2 separate regions of the Homo sapiens genome follow, and region 2 is linked to region 1. The links are chromatin loops, found by intact Hi-C in ENCODE. Cell type or tissue: PC-9. All regions are shown on one strand. Links, peaks and the distances in the headings refer to the core of each region. The heading gives the core; the rest is flanking DNA. Region 1 has its middle 46 kb from the start of DNAJB8-AS1. Region 2 overlaps EEFSEC (eukaryotic elongation factor, selenocysteine-tRNA specific).

What was found. A loop is a pair of places that touch in the nucleus more often than their neighbours do. Peaks named below come from ENCODE experiments on the same cell type or tissue, not always from the same donor. Only the 100,000 strongest peaks of a DNase experiment are listed, where the experiment ranks them.
Region 2: it touches region 1 in a loop (5-fold over the local background); 1 of 110 quality-filtered maps calls a loop at or near these places.

What each region holds. Positions count from the first base shown.
Region 1 is chr3:128,415,188-128,419,568 of GRCh38, reverse strand. It overlaps a transcript of EEFSEC not described here. Among named protein-coding and RNA genes, the nearest start is that of DNAJB8-AS1, 46 kb to the left of the region's middle. RefSeq lists a cis regulatory region at 1,994-4,381. In PC-9, for the core only: no CTCF peak of the experiment used is centred there; a DNase peak (open chromatin) is centred at 2,568.
Region 2 is chr3:128,358,846-128,363,226 of GRCh38, reverse strand. All of the region lies in intron 6 of EEFSEC (eukaryotic elongation factor, selenocysteine-tRNA specific), which reads right to left. Among named protein-coding and RNA genes, the nearest start is that of DNAJB8-AS1, 100 kb to the left of the region's middle. In PC-9, for the core only: no CTCF peak of the experiment used is centred there; DNase peaks (open chromatin) are centred at 846 and 2,346; H3K27ac peaks cover 1,302 bases.

The DNA of each region.
Region 1 (4,381 bases), core at 123-4,122:
CTTCCTAACCCCCCTTGCTGGCAGCTCCTGGTGGTCAGTTTGAAGCACATCCTTGCACGCCTTTCTCCATGTAGTTAAATATCCATGCCTGCATTCACAGAACACACAGTATCACTTTGTGGAGTTTCTGTTCAATGTAAACAGCATCATTCTGCACGTATCCTTTTGCAACTTTTTTCACCTGTTTTCAGGATTTATCCACAGGACACTCAGACTTCCTTCCTTTACCTATTGTTGAGTATTTCACTCTATGGCCACACAGCACTGTTTCAGTGTCCACACCACTACTGATGAACATTGCCATTTTTTTTCTCCTGTTTCAGGCAGGACTGCCACCAGCAGCCGTGCCCCACTTCTTTGTGCACACATGTGAGTGAGTGCTTGTGCTCATGGGGCCCATGCATTTTTAATTTAATAGACGTGGCAGCTGGCCCTCCAGAGTTGTTGTGTGAAGTCCACTCCTAATAGCATCAAATTCCCACTGCCCTCACTCTTCACCAACACTTGATATTATCAATCTTTAAAAATTTTTACCAGTTTGACCAATGCAAAATGGCACTTCCTTGTTGCTTTAATTTGTATGGGGATGAAGAGCATTACTGACTGGGATGGAGTCAGGGAGGGACATGTGATGTCCCCTAGTCTTGAGGGGATGGCACAGAGGGGCCCAGAGAGCAGGGGCAGAGGCAGAGGTCCAGAGACAGGGTGAGGAATAGCAACTGATAAGTTGAGGGGTGACCAACCCCAACTCAGTGCCTGCATGTGCCTCATTCCAAATCCTGGTAGCAGTGCTAATCAGAGGTGCTAGGCATAGTCAGGGTGCTAGGCAGAGTCAGGGCACCCCGGCCACAGGGGTGCTGGGCAGTATCAGGGATGCTGAGCACAGTCAAGGGTGCTGGGCAAAGTTGGGGGGTGCTGGGCAGAGTTGGGGTGTGAGCAGAGTAGGGGGTGCTGGGCAGAGTGGGGGCAGGGAATGGCCATCACTGACAGGCTCCCTGTGGCTGTATGTGGACAGTCTGTGGGGCACGGGGGATGCTAAGGTGTGATCCCAGGGAGTAGCCTGGCCTGGGGTGGTGCAGCAGAATGGGGGAAGGTCAGATTGGGATGTGTTGGAAGAAGGCCTGGGCCTTGCTGGTGTGGGCATGGGGTGGTGGGGGCAGGAGAGGAGTCGGGCAGAGCCGCCTGCTGTTGGGAGCACAGAGGAGGCACAGGTGGGTGCGTGGAGTCCTGGGGAAACAGCCAGGCTGGAAAGGCAGATTTGAGCCTTGGCAGAGACACTGCATCTGGGCTGTAGATTTGGAGCAGGAGGTGAAAACTGCACTTACCGAGGGGCCGTGAGCTGGGTCATGAGCGGGTGCAGACAGGTGAGGAGGGGGTGCTGAGGGAGCAGGACTGGACGAGGGCATCAGCGTAGGCAGAGGGAGGCGCAGGCCCAGTCTGGTCTGGGGACTCCAGTGGTGGGCACGTGGTGGGTTTGGGAGGTGCCGGCCACATCCTAGAGTCCAGAATGCCGAGGTAAGGGCTTGGATTTCACCCTTTGGGGAGCGGAGGAGTGACCCAATCAGATGGGAAGGCCCCTGGGGCCATAGGGTGGGCTGGCAAGGCTGGGGAAGGTTGGGAAGGCCCCCGGGTCCTGGCTGGGGGCTGAGAATGGGGGTGCTGGCTCTGTTAGGTCAGCAGGGAGCACTGGGCACAGGACCTGGGGTGCAGCATGGCACCTCAGCACATGTGAACCGGAGTGCACATGCCCTGTCACTGTTGATGAAGGTCACCGTGGTCTGCAGGCCAGGACAGTGTGGCCAGTAACAGTTACGGCAATAATGAGACCAGCTCCATTTATGGGGACCCTGCATGGAACAACTCACTTAATTCCCACTGGCCCGAGTGCTCCTGTGTGTGGAGCGCCAGGCATGTGCTGGGTGCTCTGCCTGACACTGGGACACAGCAGTGAGCAAAAGGACAGAAACCCCTGTCCCTAGAGCCCCCTTCCCATGGGAACACTGGCAGTAAATGAGGTCGACAGGCAGAATGCTGAGAGTGGGAGAGCCCAGCTAGAAAGAAGGGTGAAACAGCGGGTGGGAATGTGGATTTTTACTGCGGGGCTGGGGGCAATGGGGCTGCTCAATGAAGAATGGGTGGGGAGCAAGCTGGGGGCAGCGGGAGCTGTGTGCAGAGGCCCTGAGGCGGGAGGGAGTACCTGGGACATCCAGGAGCAGGGGCTCCCTCTCCTGAGGCTGGAGACCTAGGAGGAGTGGGGAGATGGCAGAGGAGGTCAGGGAGGTCGTGCAGGGCCTGGGGGTCATGGTGAGGACTCTGGCAATTGCCCTGAGGAAGGTGCGGGCGAGAGGGTTTACAACAGAGAAGAGGGGCCCTGACACGTTTTAACAGGATTCTCCGGCTGCAGCCGGCAGAGCAGGAGACCAGGGTGAGGCAATTGTGATGGTCCAAGCAGGAGGTGATTGGGTCTGGCTGGGCTGGTGGCCATGGGGTGGGGGCTGACTGATTCGGGACAGGCTTTGAAGGTGAAGCAACAGGACCTGCTGCTGGTCAGGAACCCTGCTGGGACAGTGAGAGGCATGGCTGACCGCACCCACCACGATCGCTCTCTGAGTCACAAAGCAGGAACCCGCGGCACCAGGCTTCTGCAACAGAGGGAATGTGTGGCCTCCCATGACACAGGGGTGAGCTCCAGGCATAGCTGGATCCAGGGCTCAGATGGGGCCAGCAGGAACCCATCTCTTCATTTCTCCATTGCCCTTTCTCGGCATGGCCCTCACCCCTTTGTGCTGTGGACCTCATTCCCTTCGTGGGGACAGGATGGCTACAGTGGCTTCAAGTTCATGCTGTCCAGCTCTGCAACCCCGGCAAGAAGAGAGAGCCCCAATGTCTCCAGCAAAAGAACCCCATGACATGCTAGGCCCCTTCCACAAGGACACACCCACCTGTCCTGTGTGTCCCCTGCCACCCCACTCCCACTCTGTCACAGCCCCAACTTCCCATAAGCCTCTCTCCTCACCAGCAGTTCATTCTTTCAGGGACAAGCTGCTGCACCTGGAAGAAGGGGCGGGAGATGGGCATGGTGTGGGGGTGCTCCAGGCAGGGGCATGGCCGAGCAGAGACGGAGGGGGACAGGGCCTGGTGTGCGAGGGAACCCTGAGGAGACTGCGTGTGGAGCTGGGCGGGGCTGAGGTGGGATTGGAGTTGGAGCTGGGCAGGGCCGCTGTGGGGAGGTCCTGCAGGGTGGGCCAGGCCGGGGCCCTGCTGCACTGTGTCGGCAGCTGCCCAGATGCCTTGGGGAGGGCTGTTGTGCCCCCAGGGGCAGGGTGGGCCCTGCCCAGAACCAGCAGCCTCTGTGTTCCCACCCAAGATGTGGGTGCTTCTCCGGTGGGCCCCTCCCCCACCTTCCGGCCACCGGGAGATGCTTGTCTGTCTTATCATCGGGGCCTGGTGACTCTGCAACCGTCTCTCCTTATCGGCAGCCCAACCAGCTGTCCATGGTGGGAGGCAGGGCTGGGCCGCAGCCTGGTCAGTGTGTCCACACAGGCACCCAGACCCTGGTCCCCAACGCCTGCTCTGTGCCAGGACCTGGCAGGCTTGGGCTAGTCCTTCCCACAGGCATCAGCTGGCAGCAGCCACTTCCCCCCAAAGGTTCCCTGTGCTGGGGGACTGGGCAGAGGACCAACCCCTCCCCTGCCTCAGTTTCCCCTCTGTGAGGAACTCCAGGAAGCAGGGGTCCCAAAACCGCTCCTCTCCTTCCCACCCATCCATAAGAGGCCGGCCAGGAGACCTTCCTTGGAGCAGCACTGTCCTTCGGGTGGCACAGGACCCAGAACCTGCTTCTCTTCCTCCCACCCTGCCCATCAAGAGCCATCTGTGCGAGAGCCCCGAGGTTGAGGGAGAAGCGGGCTTGAGTGGAGCATGGGCCCCGGCGGCGAGGGCAGCATCACCAGCAAAGGCCTGGAGACAGAGCAGGGCAAGGTGGCAGGGAGACCTGGGGAGGCCTGGCCAGTGCGGGAGTGGATCCCCCCACGGTGAGCACTGGGGCAGTGAGGCGCTGCTGACTATTGGCTATCTTCCACCCTATCATCGCTCTGCATCTGAGGCGGGTTGCCTCATCTCATGCCACACCCATTACACAACTTCCACCCAGAAGCGCCCTGCTCACTTCCTTCGGAAGCCTGCCTGAGGCTCCACCCCACCACCCTCTTCCCTGGGCCTGGCACCCATGGCCCATGGGCATCTCAAGCAATGCCCACCTTCCCTGGCCCTGCATGTCCTCTTGTGCCCTGGCACCGCAGAGCCCTCCCTGGGCCCGTCTCTTCTCTAGCTCTATCCCTCCCCATGGCCTCAGGATCCCATAGCCTTTGCTGTGCCTGTATGC
Region 2 (4,381 bases), core at 307-4,306, 57 kb after region 1:
GAAATGGTCTGCTTGTGCAGTGAAACGAGGTGCTTGTTGCAATGGGAACACCAGCAACTGCACTGCCCATCCTGCCAGCCCCAGTCTCCTCAGCTGTACAGCGGGCAGCCCAACTGCTATACATCATAGCTCACATTTTGGGGGCTGTTTCTCCTCCTCCTGAGTGCTGGCTCTCCCTGATAATCAGTAAATAGAAGCTCCTTCTGGGGTCTTAACTGTAAGTATGGTTCTACAAATTTTTTTTCTTTTTCTCATCTGGAGTACATTAATTTGTGATTAGTAATAATCAAAAGGTTATTAAAGATCACCAAAAGTAAGATCTCTATTTTAGGGTTTGAATGAGAATTCTGGCTACTCACAAGACCAAGTGCCTGAGATATGAGTACCCTTTTGAGCTCCCGGCACGTGAGCAGCACCCGCTGCTAGGATGAGGCCGCGGCTGTGGCCTTGAGTGGGCTATGTTCTCAATCACGGCTCTCTGGCTAGTATGAGGTAAGCACTTGCAGCTCTGTTCCATGGTCAGTTGTTACCTGGTGAGAATCAGTGACACATGGGCACGCGAGTGGTAATAGGGGCCTGGGGCTTTCCAGTAACAAGGCTTTAAGCTCCGCGTGCCCCTCAATGCTAAAGCAGACACACACATGAACTGTCCCAAATCAGCTGGTTCAGGAGCACCCTGTGGGAGAGGGGCCACCTATCATGAATTTGGGCCATTCAAAAAGCTTGCCACATCTTGGCAGGTACACAAAACAACAGCCCTGGGAGATTTTAGATTTACAGAGCATTGCTTCAGGAGATAAGATCACGGGCACATGTGTGCCCTTTTCTGTCCTAGAGTAAATGCCCAGTGACTCAGAGCTGTCATTAGGAACAAGTCTATTCAGCTTCTCACATGATTCTTCTCCAGTTGGGAGTCATCAAGGTGTTCTTTTCTCCCTGCAAAGTGGGAACAGGAGGGGCTGCGGAAGCTGTTGTCCCACCCGCCATCCAGCCTGCCTCTGTGAGTGAGTGCTGATGCCTGGCACACTGAGGCAGAGGGGAGGGTGGCAGCGGTGGGACAGACGGCTTGCCAAGATGAGCTTTGGGAGCGCAGCCTCCCAGGTGCAGTGCTTCTCCAAGCACCACATGGGCCTCCCAGCTCCAGATTCTTTGAAGACATGACTGCTCTCTAGGGGCATCAACAGAGCTGATGGAGAGGGGTGAGGTGACACAGACAGACCGTGGGCAAAGCCCTCAGGCTCTCTGCTACCCGGCTCCCACCTGTGAGATGGAGATAACAAGACTCACTCCACCCTACAACCCTTGGGAATTACAAGTGATGCTATGACTTGGACAGGAACCTCCTCCATGTCCAGCTCCTTCCTCCAACTACTCTCTCACCACCAGCAGAATTCCCCAGTAGGTTCCTACTGGCAGCTTGTCAGGCCTCCTATCCTCCCATGAAGTACAATTCTGCAAATGGCAAGGTCTTTGAAGGGAGATGTTTTGTAAATACGGGGCTTTCCAACCTTGAGATCCCCCAAGACTCTCTGGGAAGGCTCCTTGGATATCAGGAAGGATGGGGCCGTCCCCCAGCCCTCTGATTTCCCACAGCACATTCTGGGAGTCAACAGCCCTAGCATCAGGACCCTTGTCTCTGAGGCAAGTGTCTGTGGCTCCTTAAAACATACTGTTTGCATATTACGGTTCAGCTTCACCTCGTGAACCTGAGGGCCAAGTGTCCTTTCTAAAATTCAAACAGGAGTTACGAGTTGCTAGGGCTCAAACCAGGCCAAAGGCATGCTTTGTTTAGCACAGACAGTTGTAGTTTTTAATCAGGAGATATTACATAAAAATAAAATTAGATAAAATGAGACCCCAGGCCTACGTTCCCATATAGTGAAGAGTTGGCAGGACCCACACAGCAGCTCTCCAGGTCACCATAGTCCCCACCACTCCCTATCACCTGCCACCTGGCCTCTTCAACACCTGCTTGGCCTTCCTGGCATCTGACCTTGCAACCCAAGGTGAAAGGCTGATGGGAGGAAACCCAGGGGACTCTTCATTCTGCCTTTCCCAGCCCGGATGCCCTGTAGAGCCGGCAGCGAGGCCCATGAAGTGCATCTGAACCCAGCCCTGTCCACGAGCTGCAGGCTGGGAGCCTTACCTCTCATGGCACCAAAACCCAGGCTTCCCCACCCTGCATGTCCAGGCTGCAGCTAGCAATGCACTCTCTCTCCCTTCACCTGGCACTGGATGGCTCAGGCTTCCTGAAGATTCTTTCACAATTAAGGCACTTCAAAAAGGTTAAAAGGGAGGAATCAGCAGGGAGTGGGGGTGGGAGGGATGGAAGGTGGTGGGTGGGATGGAGGAATCTGACCAGTGATATTTAATAAAAAGCTTAAAAGCCACAAACAGGAAGCAGGCAGACTAAAAAGTCAACATTGACCAGACGAAGGAATGTGAACTCTAGTGGACTGAGGCAGTGTCCCTATACCCCTCCTCCCTCCACTCCCACCCCAGCACCCCGAGAGGCTCCCTCCACTCCTACCCCAGCACCCTGAGAGGCTCCCTCCACTCCCGCCCCAGCACCCCGAGAGGCTCCCTTCACTCCCACCCCAGCAGCCCAACCAAGACTCCTCTTGGTTCTTGCCTGCCCTGGGAATACCCCAGCTCTGAGTTTGCCTTGGGCTACAGGAAGGGAGCTCAGGGGAGGTCAGCGTGATCCTAGCAGTTCCCAAAGGAGAAGACCATAAGCTCTTCCCTCTGCCTGGTCCAGCAGGGCCCCAGAGCTGTTTAGGGGAAGGATCAGTGCTCCTCAGTATGGCCCCCGACCCAGCTGGAAGAATCCCGGGATCCTTCCCTCCCAGAAAGCTCACAATAGCCCAGGCAGGCATAGGCACGAGGCCCTTGGGGACTGAGGTCTGGACGCTGGCCTGTCTGGCTCATGCCCCCTGCATGCTCCCTGGAGTCCAGAGAGGGGCCCTGTGGGCTCCAGTCTCTGAGGACAACCCACAGCCAAACTGAAGCGATGCACAAAGACTCCTGTTTGGCTGAGGTGAGGACTCAGAGCCACTATGGAGAAGTGGGGAGGACAGGACAGAATTTTAGAGCTTCACCGCTGGAGGCCTCCCATGGCTGGGTGCCTCTGCCTCCCTTGCCCCAGCCCCACCTTGACAGAGGCCTTAGGGGCTGCTAACAGGGAACAAAGTGCCCTGGAGAAGCAATGCCTCTGTGACCATTGCCCTTGCTCATGAGAAGGCAGATGCTATCTCTGGGCAGTGGAAGGACTTTGAAAGGAAGGGGTTCCCTGGCAAGGCTGTCAGGAGAGGGAAGGGTGCTCATGCCACCTGTGAGCACGGAGGCAGCTGGGGTCTCTGTTTTCCAGCTGGAGCCAGGGCACCACCTTCTCTTTAGGAGATTTGACACAAGAAGCCATAAACCAACCTTGGTTGTTCCCCTGATCCAAACCTCCCCACAGCTTTCCATCCTCACAGGATCAACCTCGAGTCCTGGAGTTATGTAGAGGACAGTAACATGTCAATATAAAATCAGGAGTGGGTAAAGGTGTTCCCTGTAAAATCTTCAACTTTGCTGTATGTTTGAAAATTTTTGTAATTTTTACTGTATTATGAAATACAACAGAATTGTACTGGATTGGTTGTATCTGGTACAATTGTACAGGAGATAAAGGACAGTGGGGAGCTGGGGGTGGTGGCACACAACTGAGTCCCAGCTATTCAGGAGGCTGAAGCAGGAGGATGGTTTGAGCCTGGGAGGTCAAGGCTTTAGTGAGCCTTGATTGCATCACCACATTCTATTCCACAGACAGGGTAAGACCCTTTCTCTAAAAAAAAGATAGTGGCTCATGACCCATTCATACGAACACAGGCTTTAGTCCTTCCCACGGTCCCCAGCGCACAGTATGAACCCTGGCCTATGTCCTGCACACCTCTCTGCTCAGCACACTTTTGCCAAACAACTGACCTGCAAATGCACTTGAAGCTCACTGTCACCTCAGGACCTTAACATTCACTTCCCCCTCGCTGTGGCATGCTCTCCCTGACTACCCATGTGGCTCCTTCCCTCCCTCTGTCCTTCCCTGATCACCCTATCCAAAGCAGCATGCTCAGCAATTCCATCTCGTCCCTGCTTTATCTTTCTACGTGGTGCCTACTCCCATCTGACAGGGATTTCTTTAGTATGTTTATTGTTTGTACCTTCCTACAACTGTAAGCTCCATATCCCCAGCACCAAGCACAATGCTTGCAACACAGAAGAACATGATGCAGTGTAGGCTGAATAAATGCACAAGTGATTGAAGGATGAGTTCACTGACAAAATCCAAGGGCTCTCCAGCAGCAAACACACACCCTCTGACCCAGCCCACGGAGAGGCCCCA